Linked DNA regions of Homo sapiens: region 2 is linked to region 1. Evidence: chromatin loops called from intact Hi-C (ENCODE). Cell type or tissue: A673. All regions are shown on one strand. Links, peaks and the distances in the headings refer to the core of each region. The heading gives the core; the rest is flanking DNA.

What was found. Hi-C counts contacts between places; a loop is a spot of excess contacts. Peaks named below come from ENCODE experiments on the same cell type or tissue, not always from the same donor. Only the 100,000 strongest peaks of a DNase experiment are listed, where the experiment ranks them.
Region 2: it touches region 1 in a loop (4-fold over the local background); 3 of 110 quality-filtered maps call a loop at or near these places.

What each region holds. Positions count from the first base shown.
Region 1 is chr1:209,691,063-209,695,589 of GRCh38, forward strand. The region is part of intron 1 of HSD11B1-AS1 (HSD11B1 antisense RNA 1); the gene reads right to left. It also overlaps a transcript of HSD11B1 not described here. Among named protein-coding and RNA genes, the nearest start is that of HSD11B1, 12 kb to the right of the region's middle. In A673, for the core only: a CTCF peak has its summit at 2,043 (motif pointing left); DNase peaks (open chromatin) are centred at 1,409 and 1,999; H3K27ac peaks cover 1,245 bases.
Region 2 is chr1:209,205,698-209,210,655 of GRCh38, forward strand. No RefSeq gene overlaps it. Among named protein-coding and RNA genes, the nearest start is that of LINC01696, 120 kb to the right of the region's middle. RefSeq lists an enhancer at 2,193-2,252. In A673, for the core only: a CTCF peak has its summit at 2,143 (motif pointing left); a DNase peak (open chromatin) is centred at 2,134; H3K27me3 peaks cover 4,000 bases.

The sequences.
Region 1 (4,527 bases), core at 503-4,502:
TCCTGGAGAAAGAAAAATAGTTCACAAACCAAGGGTCAGAAATCTGAACAGCAGTTGGACCTCTCAGTGTCAACACTGGAAGCTAGAAACTGAAAGGCAAGACAGCAACATCTTCCAATTCTCAGAGAAAACTTACCTAGAAATCCTTACCCGGCCAAAAAACAATCAAGGAGAAGGTAATACAAGGACAAGCGGATGGGGCTGACCAGAACTGTCACACTGTCCTTTATTTGGCCGGGGTCAGATGGATTAATGCCCTCTTAAAGATGTTAAAAATGTGAAACATCACTCCTGCATACAAGGTCTCAAAACATTTCCTTATCATACATGAGGAAGTAAATCAAGAAAGAGAAAAACGGGAGTTCCCATTCCCAAAGGAAAGTCCCCAGATTCAGGGAACAGGAGGACTAAAGTCTTCAGTAAAATGTCTCCAAGAAAAAAATAAAGGAGCTCATAGATTACTCAATTAATTTGACCTATTTATTTGAATTTTATATCTCTTGTCAGAGGGTTTGAAGGACCTGTACAACTAAGAAAGCAAACAAATCAAAATGAAGTGATTATTAACTCCCAGGAATTCAATGAAGACTAGAAGAAAAGAAATGCATCATAGTATACTATATTGTTCAGCTGTAAACAATTAATCATAATAATACAAACACTATTGATTTAATTAAAATTGTGTTATTATAATATTAGGAATCTAGAAAAAAGGGAATGGGTGTTTGTGTGTTGTAAAAACGCAAAATCCCAGTATTCCTTAGCAGGAAATGAATAAGTAATTTCCAAAATTGCAAAATCAAATAGCAGTAAAAGCACATCGTTTACAAATGTGGAGTTGGTTTTCAGGGGAAAATAAATTAAGATTTAAAAGCGATTTGCCTGTCAGTGGGACCAGGGCTGAGAAAGGAAAGAGCAAGGATTGTTGTCACTAGTTGTAAACCTTTTGTACTAGGTGACTTTTTAAGCCCTCCTCATGTATTATATTAATAAATGTAAAAACTAGTTTATTTAAAAAAAAAAAAAAAGGAAATGGCTCAGTTATAACACAGCAGTCTCCCAGGGAATACATTCTACCAACCAGTCAGCATGTTGATGTCTGGAGCCATTAAGTCTCTAACAAGCTAAAGTTAAAAGTATTTACCTAATTACCCAAAGTAGAAGTTCGGACCGGTATGTCTACAGGTTACTTTAGAATCACCTGGGGACTGTCAAAGAAAACCAGAGCTAGAGAGCAGTTAAAGTGGTAAAAACAGGTTTTAATCGGGACTATTGCAATGGAGGAAAAGAGATCTCAGTAAAGAACTGGACTCAATTCCAAATACACCATGGGAAGTGAGTGATAATTTACACTCAAAGAGCAGGATGGTGACTGGTGGATGGAAAATTTCTAAGAGGAAACATCAAGGTTGGGGTAAGGAGGGTTCTGGCTGAAAGGAAACAGGATTATTTCTGAAGACAGGCCAGGGTGGTCAGGCACCCCCTGGGGGATGATGGCAAATGAAAAAACCAATTAGAGATCAAGGAATCGGGTATTAAAATGGCGGGGGGGGGGGTGGGGGCTCGGTTCTTGCTAAATTGACTTAGCAGGATTCTTTGTAAAACTGGATTTTACAAGGAAGTGCCCAGATGGGCCTAGAAGGTTCAGGAGCCTGACTAAAGTTTGGCCAGAAAAATCTTTGTCAGGAACTTTGCAAAAAATCCAGATTCCTAGGTCCCACCCTTAATAAGCCAGACTCAACAGGATTTGGTGGGGTCTAAGGATCTGCCCTTAGTTCCCCCAGATGATTCATGGAGGTTTGGGAATCACTGGACTAGAGTGGAAATCAGGAGTGTGTGTTAGGAGGAGCAAGGGAATCAGTTTACATGTATTTTATGTGTGTGTAACTATTTCTGTATATTTAAGTCTCTCTCCCTCCCTCCTTCATTCTCTTTTATTTTCAGTTAACCCATAAATCCCTCTGGACTGCTGACGGCATTGCCAGAAATTAAGTAGCCATCCGAGCTGTCTCTCCCACTCCTGGGGCTCCCTCTGCTGGCAGAAGCATGTTAAAATTCTTAGCATCCTAAATCTAGAAATTCTCGTTCAGTTCCCTATTAGGTCAGTTTTTTGAGACTGTTGCCAAACCCTCAAATTTCATGAATCCTCCCATCAGATATAAAATACAAAGTGAAGCCTGGGAAAACTTTCTTGCCTTAAATTTGTGAATATATAAAGATTAGGAGGGAGCAGGACAAGGCAGAAATGAAAATGAAAGGTATATGCTGTGGTCAATACTGAGGAAGAGGAGACATTTGAGAATTTAAGTTCCCACCTTCTTCTTCCTGGCCCTCCCCCAGGAGATATGAATAGATGGGGAAGCTGCATGTAGCTGCTTTCCAAAAAATGCAAAGAAGGAAACAAGTTAGACTAAAAAGCTCACTGAATTTGGAAGCAGAAGGCAAGGATTCAATATCCACCCGTCCTCTACTTCCTCGATTCTCAAAAGAAGTGGTCTCCTTTTCCAGAGCCATGTGCCATATCATCTGGAGTATGACTCCATAAATCATATCCTTCCAGTGATCTTGTTTTTAGATTCTACTGGATCTTTCCCACAAACAGAAAGGATGCTCAGCCCAGCACACTGTCTGGCACAAATGCTCAATGCATTTGAGCATTTGAATGAAAGTTTAACTCATTTCTATCCCCCAAATCAAAACCCTCTTTCAGATCTCCATGCTTCTCAAGTGCCTCAAAATTGTGGACCAGTAAACATTGCATTCCCTCAGGTACTTCACTCTTCAACTCACAGCATTTCCACTTTAGCTCCTCTGGAACTCTCAGGCAAAGATCTCCAATGATTCCTTTATGCCAGACCCCCTGTATTCTTGGCACTTCTCACCTTCCTTGACCTCTCCCATCTCACTGAGACCTGTTCCCTTGGGTTCTGTGCTCTCTGTCCTCCTGCTCCCAGCTCACCGTTGTTCTCCTTTGCTGGCCCTCCCCTTCCGCCCAACCCTCAAACATGAGTGTAAGATTTCCCTCTTAGCCTTCACTCTGTCCCTGGTGGCTTCATCTACTCCTATGGTTGCAACATTAACTTCCATGATTTAATTCTCCCAATTCTATATCTTTAACCTGGACCTTTCTTCTGAGTTCCAAATACCTACCAGACATCTGTATCTGGATGTATAAGAATCAGTTCATCCATTACACACTCAAAAAATGCTTACTGAGCACCTACCCTGTGCCAAGCACCGTACTAACTCTGGAGATGCAGGGGCAAGCAAGGTGGAAATGGTCTCTGCCTTCCCAGAACTATCTAATGGGAAAGGCAGACAGTGAATGGCTAGGAGTAAAAAGTGATGAGTGCAATGATTAGAGAAATGCCTAGGGTTCAGAGAGCACTTTTTCTGGTCCCCAGCATTCCCTGAAGGTGTGACTTTGAAGAGCAGTACCTGAATGATAAGGAATTGGGGCAAGGGGAGGTTCCTGGGGAAGAATTTCAAAAATAATGAAGAACTTGTAAAGCTGTAATAGGTAGTTTGGACTTTATCCTAAAGACAATAAGGAGCCACTGAATCTTCTGAAGCAGAGAAATGTGCTGATCAGTTGTGGTGTGAAGAACTGGATGGATTAGAGCCCAAGGGGAACTTCACAGTGCTGGGATATTCATGTCTTAAGTTGGATGGTGAGCCATGAGGCTTTTGTTTCATACTTATGCTTTATACGTTATTCATGTTTTCCTATATTCTTTTGTGAATACCAAATATTTCACAAGCTTGTTTTAAAAATTAATAGATTGGGGAAGGTGAGGTGGCCAGAGAAATGTGAGGAGGTCACTAAAGCAGAAAACAGTGGTGGCCTGAGTTAGGATATGGCCTGGCTCTGTGTCCCCATCCAAATCTCATCTCAAATTGTAATCCCCAGGTGTTGAGGAGGGAAGGACCTGGTGGGAGGTGACTGGATTATGGGGGTTCCCCCATAATCTCATCTGTTCTCATGATAGTGAGTGAGTTCTCATGAGATGTGATGGTTTAAAAGTGTTTGGCTGTTCCCCCCTTTGCTCTGTCTCTCTCCTGCCACCATGTAAGATGTGCCTTGCTTCCCCTTAGCCTTCCACCATGATTGTAAGTTTCCTGAAGCCTCCCTGGCCATGCAGAACTATGAGTCAATTAAACTTCTTTTTTTATATAAATTACCCAGTCTCAGGTATATCTTCATAGCAGTGTGAAAGTGGACTAACACAGATGGTCACAAAGGGTGAAGATTTGGAGATGGTTCTAGAGATACTTAGGAGGTAGAATCGACTGTACTTGGTGATTAATGGAATATGGAGAGGGAGGAATAAAGAACTCCTAAGTTTCTGGATTACTAATTAGACGGATGGTGAAGCCATTGATTGAAATAGAGATCAATGGGAAATGGTGAGTAAAAATAACAGTCATTGGAGAACAGTTTGGCAGTTTCTTAAAAAGTTAAACATGGCTGGGTGCGGTGGCTCACACCTGTAATCCCAGCACTTCAGGAGGCTGAGGCAGGCAGAT
Region 2 (4,958 bases), core at 393-4,392, 490 kb before region 1:
TCAGAAACAACTGGAAGCAGGCCGGGCATGGTGGCTCACGCCTGTAATCCCAGCACTTTGGGAGGCTGAGGCGGGTGGATCACAAGGTCAGGAGATCGAGACCATCCTGGCCAACATGGTGAAACCCTGTCTCTACTAAAAATGCAAAAAAAAAAAAAAAAAATTAGTTGGGCATGGTGGCGGGCGCCGGTAGTCCCAGCTACTTGGGAGGCTGAGGCAGGAGAATGGTGTGAACCCAGGAGGCAGAGCTTGTAGTGAGCAGAGGTAGCACCACTGCACTCCAGCCCGGGCGACAGAGCGGGACTCCGTCTCAAAAAAAAAAAAGGAAAAAACTGGAAGCAGAGACTTGCATATTGTCAGTAATCCAGTCATCTAGATATCACAAATTTCTGCTCCTCTCTCTCTCTCTCTCTGCCTGTCTTTTTCTCTGCATGATATGTACGTGTGTTGTTTAAATGCTTTCTCATTTACTTTTCTTGTCCACAAAATGAGAAACATGGCTGCCAACGCACCCTGGCTTTCAGTCTTACATTCAAGGAATGCAAAGAGAAAGTGACTTCTTTTTACCCATTTCAGTGCCAAAATTCCCAGGGAAGAATTTAACTCAACTTAGGTTATGTCAGGTATCTATGGAACAATCTGCTATGGACATGGGGCATTACAATGTTCAAACCAGCATGGGTCCTTTGCCAAGTCCTCAACCAATATAAGAAAACTGGGCACTGGGGGAGGGATGTCTTCATGCAGCTACTATTCTGCAGCCTATGGATAGACAGAGGGTCAAATCCTCAAATTAAAAAAAAAAAAAGATAGTGCTGAGCAGACAGTTCTATAGGAGCCCACTCCACCATGAGCTCCATTCAAAGCCACAGGGAAATATTACCAGCTTCAAGGAGACAATGACATGGTCTGATCCAATCTGTCCCCAAGATACGGACAACAATCTACTTCGGAATTTACCATAGCATCTAATAATTTTATTGTCAGCAAGTGTTTCTTTATATCTGACCTGTCATATCTACACTTCCTTTAGAGAATATGAAATATTCTCCTCATGACCACAGACTCAAAGACAACTAGTAAGTATTTCTAAAATGTGTCCCCTATAATCAAGCACTGACAAAAAGACTGCCACGTAGTGAGTATTCGGCTAGGTTCTAGGTTTTTAATAGCAACTAAGATCCAGTCCATGCTGACAAGGAGTTTGAAGTCTGGGACCTAGCAAGACGGCAAAGACAAATCAAACCTCCACCAACTAGCCAGCAGAGCATTTGGTTATGTTTCTCTGTCCCCTTCTGAAGACCCAGCTCTGTGAGAACTCGGAGGATGCAAAGACTGCCTCTCCCACTGCCCTCCCCATCCCTGACCTCCAGATGTTTGGGTGCCAGCAGGTTTGAACCCAAGATAGGCAACTCTGCACCGAGAGCTCCTCTCCCACTCGCTGGTGTGCAGTTCAGTCACAAAAGAAGCCCTCTAGTTCACAGGCTGCTGAGCCCTGACAAGGAGGAAGCAGAGGGCTTCAGGCCGAGCACAGCCAGCCCACGAGACTCTGTGAATCCACTCCATGGATGCTTGCTTGCCCAGAGGAAGTTGGTACCCTGAGTCTATCATGCCCTTCCTGGTGACCGAGCCTCAGCACTTCCTGAAAGAGTGAGCAGCCTGAGAATCAGGACACCTTGGCTCTCACCCACAGGGAGGAAAAGAGGCAGATAAATACTCCTGGGAATCAGAGAATCGAGCTTAGAAGCTCCACGATCTGCCGGATCAGCTGAGCTAGGCAGAAACTACCATTGCTGGAAACCAGGGCCAGAAAAGGAACATGTGGGTGGCACACGCATGAACATCTGGTGCTTCTGCTGTGACTGGTGACTCTTCCACTCCTCGTTGGGGGGGACACAGGGCCAGGAGACTGGTCCTACCACTTCAACCCCAGCTGTAACCCTAAACCCCCAGCCGAGTTAAACCCCAAATCATTACTCTGGAGGCTTGGGGAACGGAGGCAGGAGTTGGCATTATTTTTCCACGCAAGTCGGAGCCTGAAAGCTTTGTTTCAGCATAGGCGGAAGCCTCCACTCCAGGGCTTGGGGTGGGCTCGGGAGGCCGCCCGCCGTCGGCCTGACTCACAGCGAGCTCGGCGCTCCCTCTTGTGGCTTCTGTGTTCCCCGTCAGCCTCGGGAAGCTGCCGGCCACCACATACAAATGGACTCCGCGTAGTTAAGCTGTCAGGTCTAATGTATTTATTTGACTCTCTCCTGTTAAAATGATTTCTCTACAGCACTGCGGTTATTTACGACTATTGTCAGTACAAGGCGATGAGAAGGCAGCAGCAGAGGAAAACAACAACAGCTGAAGGAAAAGTTCTGTCTGGGAGGGCTGGGTGGCTGGGTGGCTGGGTCCCGGGCTTTCCCGCGGCTGCAGCGGCTGTGTGTTTACTTTATCTGCAGCGGGGGCTTCGGAGCTCATCCATCCATAATGCAGAGCCCATTGCCCTCAGCCCGCAGTTCACGGCCAGCCCCAGTGAGCGCCCTTGCGGAGGAGCTGTGGCCCGGGGAGGACACCCCCAGCTCTTTTGAGCGCTAAACATTTTCACAGAGACCCCGCGAATGGGCTTTTGGCTTTTCTAGGGTCCAGATCGAGTTCTTTCTTATACAGAACCTGGGACCCAGATGTCGTCCCATGGTTTGTCATTTTGGGTACTGTTTGCCAGAATGCCGTCCCTGGGTAGCAGCATCCACGTCACCTAAGAATTTGTTAGAAATGCATACTCTCAGGTCCCACCCCAGGTTGAAAGAATGGAAGTTCCAGGGATGGAGCCCAGTCATCTGCCTTGTAACAAGCCCTCCAAGAGATTCTGATGTGGGCAAGTGTGAGAATCACAGACCTAGAGAGTTAAGCCCCAGGACAGACCTTGAAGTGAGTTTCCACAGAGAAATGACCCAATACTCCTGCACCCCAGTCTCTTCCTTCTTTTAAAGGTTCCTAGAGGCCAGGTGAGTCCCAACCTCCCCTGGAGCTGATTTGGAAAATGATCCGCTCTGACCTGCAGTAGCATGGAACAGGAGTGATCTGAGAGAAGCAGGATAAGGTAGTGGTTAATGACACAGGTCCTGCAGTCAGTCTGTGTGCAAATTTAGATGACTCCACTTACTGCTCCTGTGATCTTGGGGAAATGACTTAATCTCTGTAAAATGAACATGAGATAGCTTTATAGGGTTATTATGACTAGATGAATTCATTCAGAAAAATTCTTTGAAGAGTGGCTGACATGTAGTGTTAATAAATGCTAACTGTGATTCCATTTTGTAATATTGGCTTCCATGTCCATCTCCAAGTCTCAGTCATCACTCAAAGCTGCAGGTTCATGGATAGATCACTTGTTATCAGAAGACCTGTGTTTATATGTAGCCTGGGCTGCTTATAAGCTACAGCACTTGGTGTAAGCCACTTAGCTTCTCTGTGCCTCAAATTTCTCATCTAAAAATCAATACCTATCTCAAGTTTTCATATAAATTATCCCATTTACTCCTCGCACAAGCATTTGTGCTAGGAAAAACAGGTCTCTCACGATGCTCATTATACAAATGAATCAACTAGGACTCAGAGAGGCCAAGTCATGTATTCAAGGTCACACAGCAAGTAGACGGTGAAATCAAGACAGGAATCCATTTCATCTGAGTCCAGGTCTAATAAATTTTTATGAGATAATGCCTGTGAGGGCACTATACAAATGATGGTTATTATTGTTGTTATTTTGGAGGGGCAATCAGAAGAAAACATCCCATTTTCTGAATGTGAATTCAGGAAATTAAAATAACAAACCATAAAGTCCTTCTGAAAAAAAAAAATAAATCAATAACACCAAAAAAAAAGAAAAAACCAACAAAAAATAGAACATTCCGCTATAGAACAAGCAGCAACATTCTGCTGCTATGATTGAGATAAAATCACAAAAATAAATAGAGAAGTGACACCACCATTTTCCCCTTCCTGGGAGATGTGTCTGTGTTCATGAAAGGTACGGAACTGACAGCAGGAGTGGATGGTGTATTTATTCCTGGGACAAGCACGGCCTCATCTGTTTAGCATTTATATAGTGCTTGCCTCCTCTGCTGCACCAAGGCGCCAGGGAGAATGGGTTATCACTGTGAAAGCTGAGGAGCAGCTGAGGTCCCTGAGCAGGACAGAGGGTCTTTCCACAGCTCCACTCCACCCCACCCTGAGTAAGGAAGGGACTGGGTGGCTTCAGACCCTCTCTGCAGGTTTGCCTGTGCTGCTCATCAGCAAGGGATTCACAGAGAAGGAGCCCAGGAGGAGAGATCTCCGGAAACACTCCTCCTGAGATGTTCTGCAACAAGCAGCTTCCTTCCCCCGTGTGGTAAGGAAAAGAAACCTCCTGCAGCTGATCTCTGGGAAATTATCCTTAAACACTGATTCTATCCTGACCCCCATCCCTTTCCCTATAAATCTTCCATAGCCTTCCATTCCTGCCTTATTCATTCTTAACTTCTCTGCCTAGTTTCCAGCCCTGCTCTTCCTATCTGGTCCTATTTTCCTGAGCTCCCAATTGTGGTCTTCACTTTAGATATACTATGATGTTATGGAAGGTGCAAGAGACCTAGAAGTGAAGAGCTGGGCCTGTGAACTGTGTGGCCTTGAGCAAGTCTCTTTACAGTTCTGTGCCTTGGTTTCATCTTCTGCAGAATAATGCCGGGCTCCTTTGAAGATAGAAGCTTGTGAAACATCTGTCATGTGTTTCAATGTGCTGTTCTATGTTTTTCTTTTTAAAAAATTTTTCCAGGAGATCCTTTGCCCTGGAGGATAATGAGATTTTTTTATTTTTAACAGAAGTAAGAAAGAGTTAAAAGTCTGCTATTGTTGGTAGAAAGAATAATTGAATTTGCATCTAAACAAGTGATGTTGTCTTGAGATGTGATTTTCTGAATTTCGTGGTGTCCCTT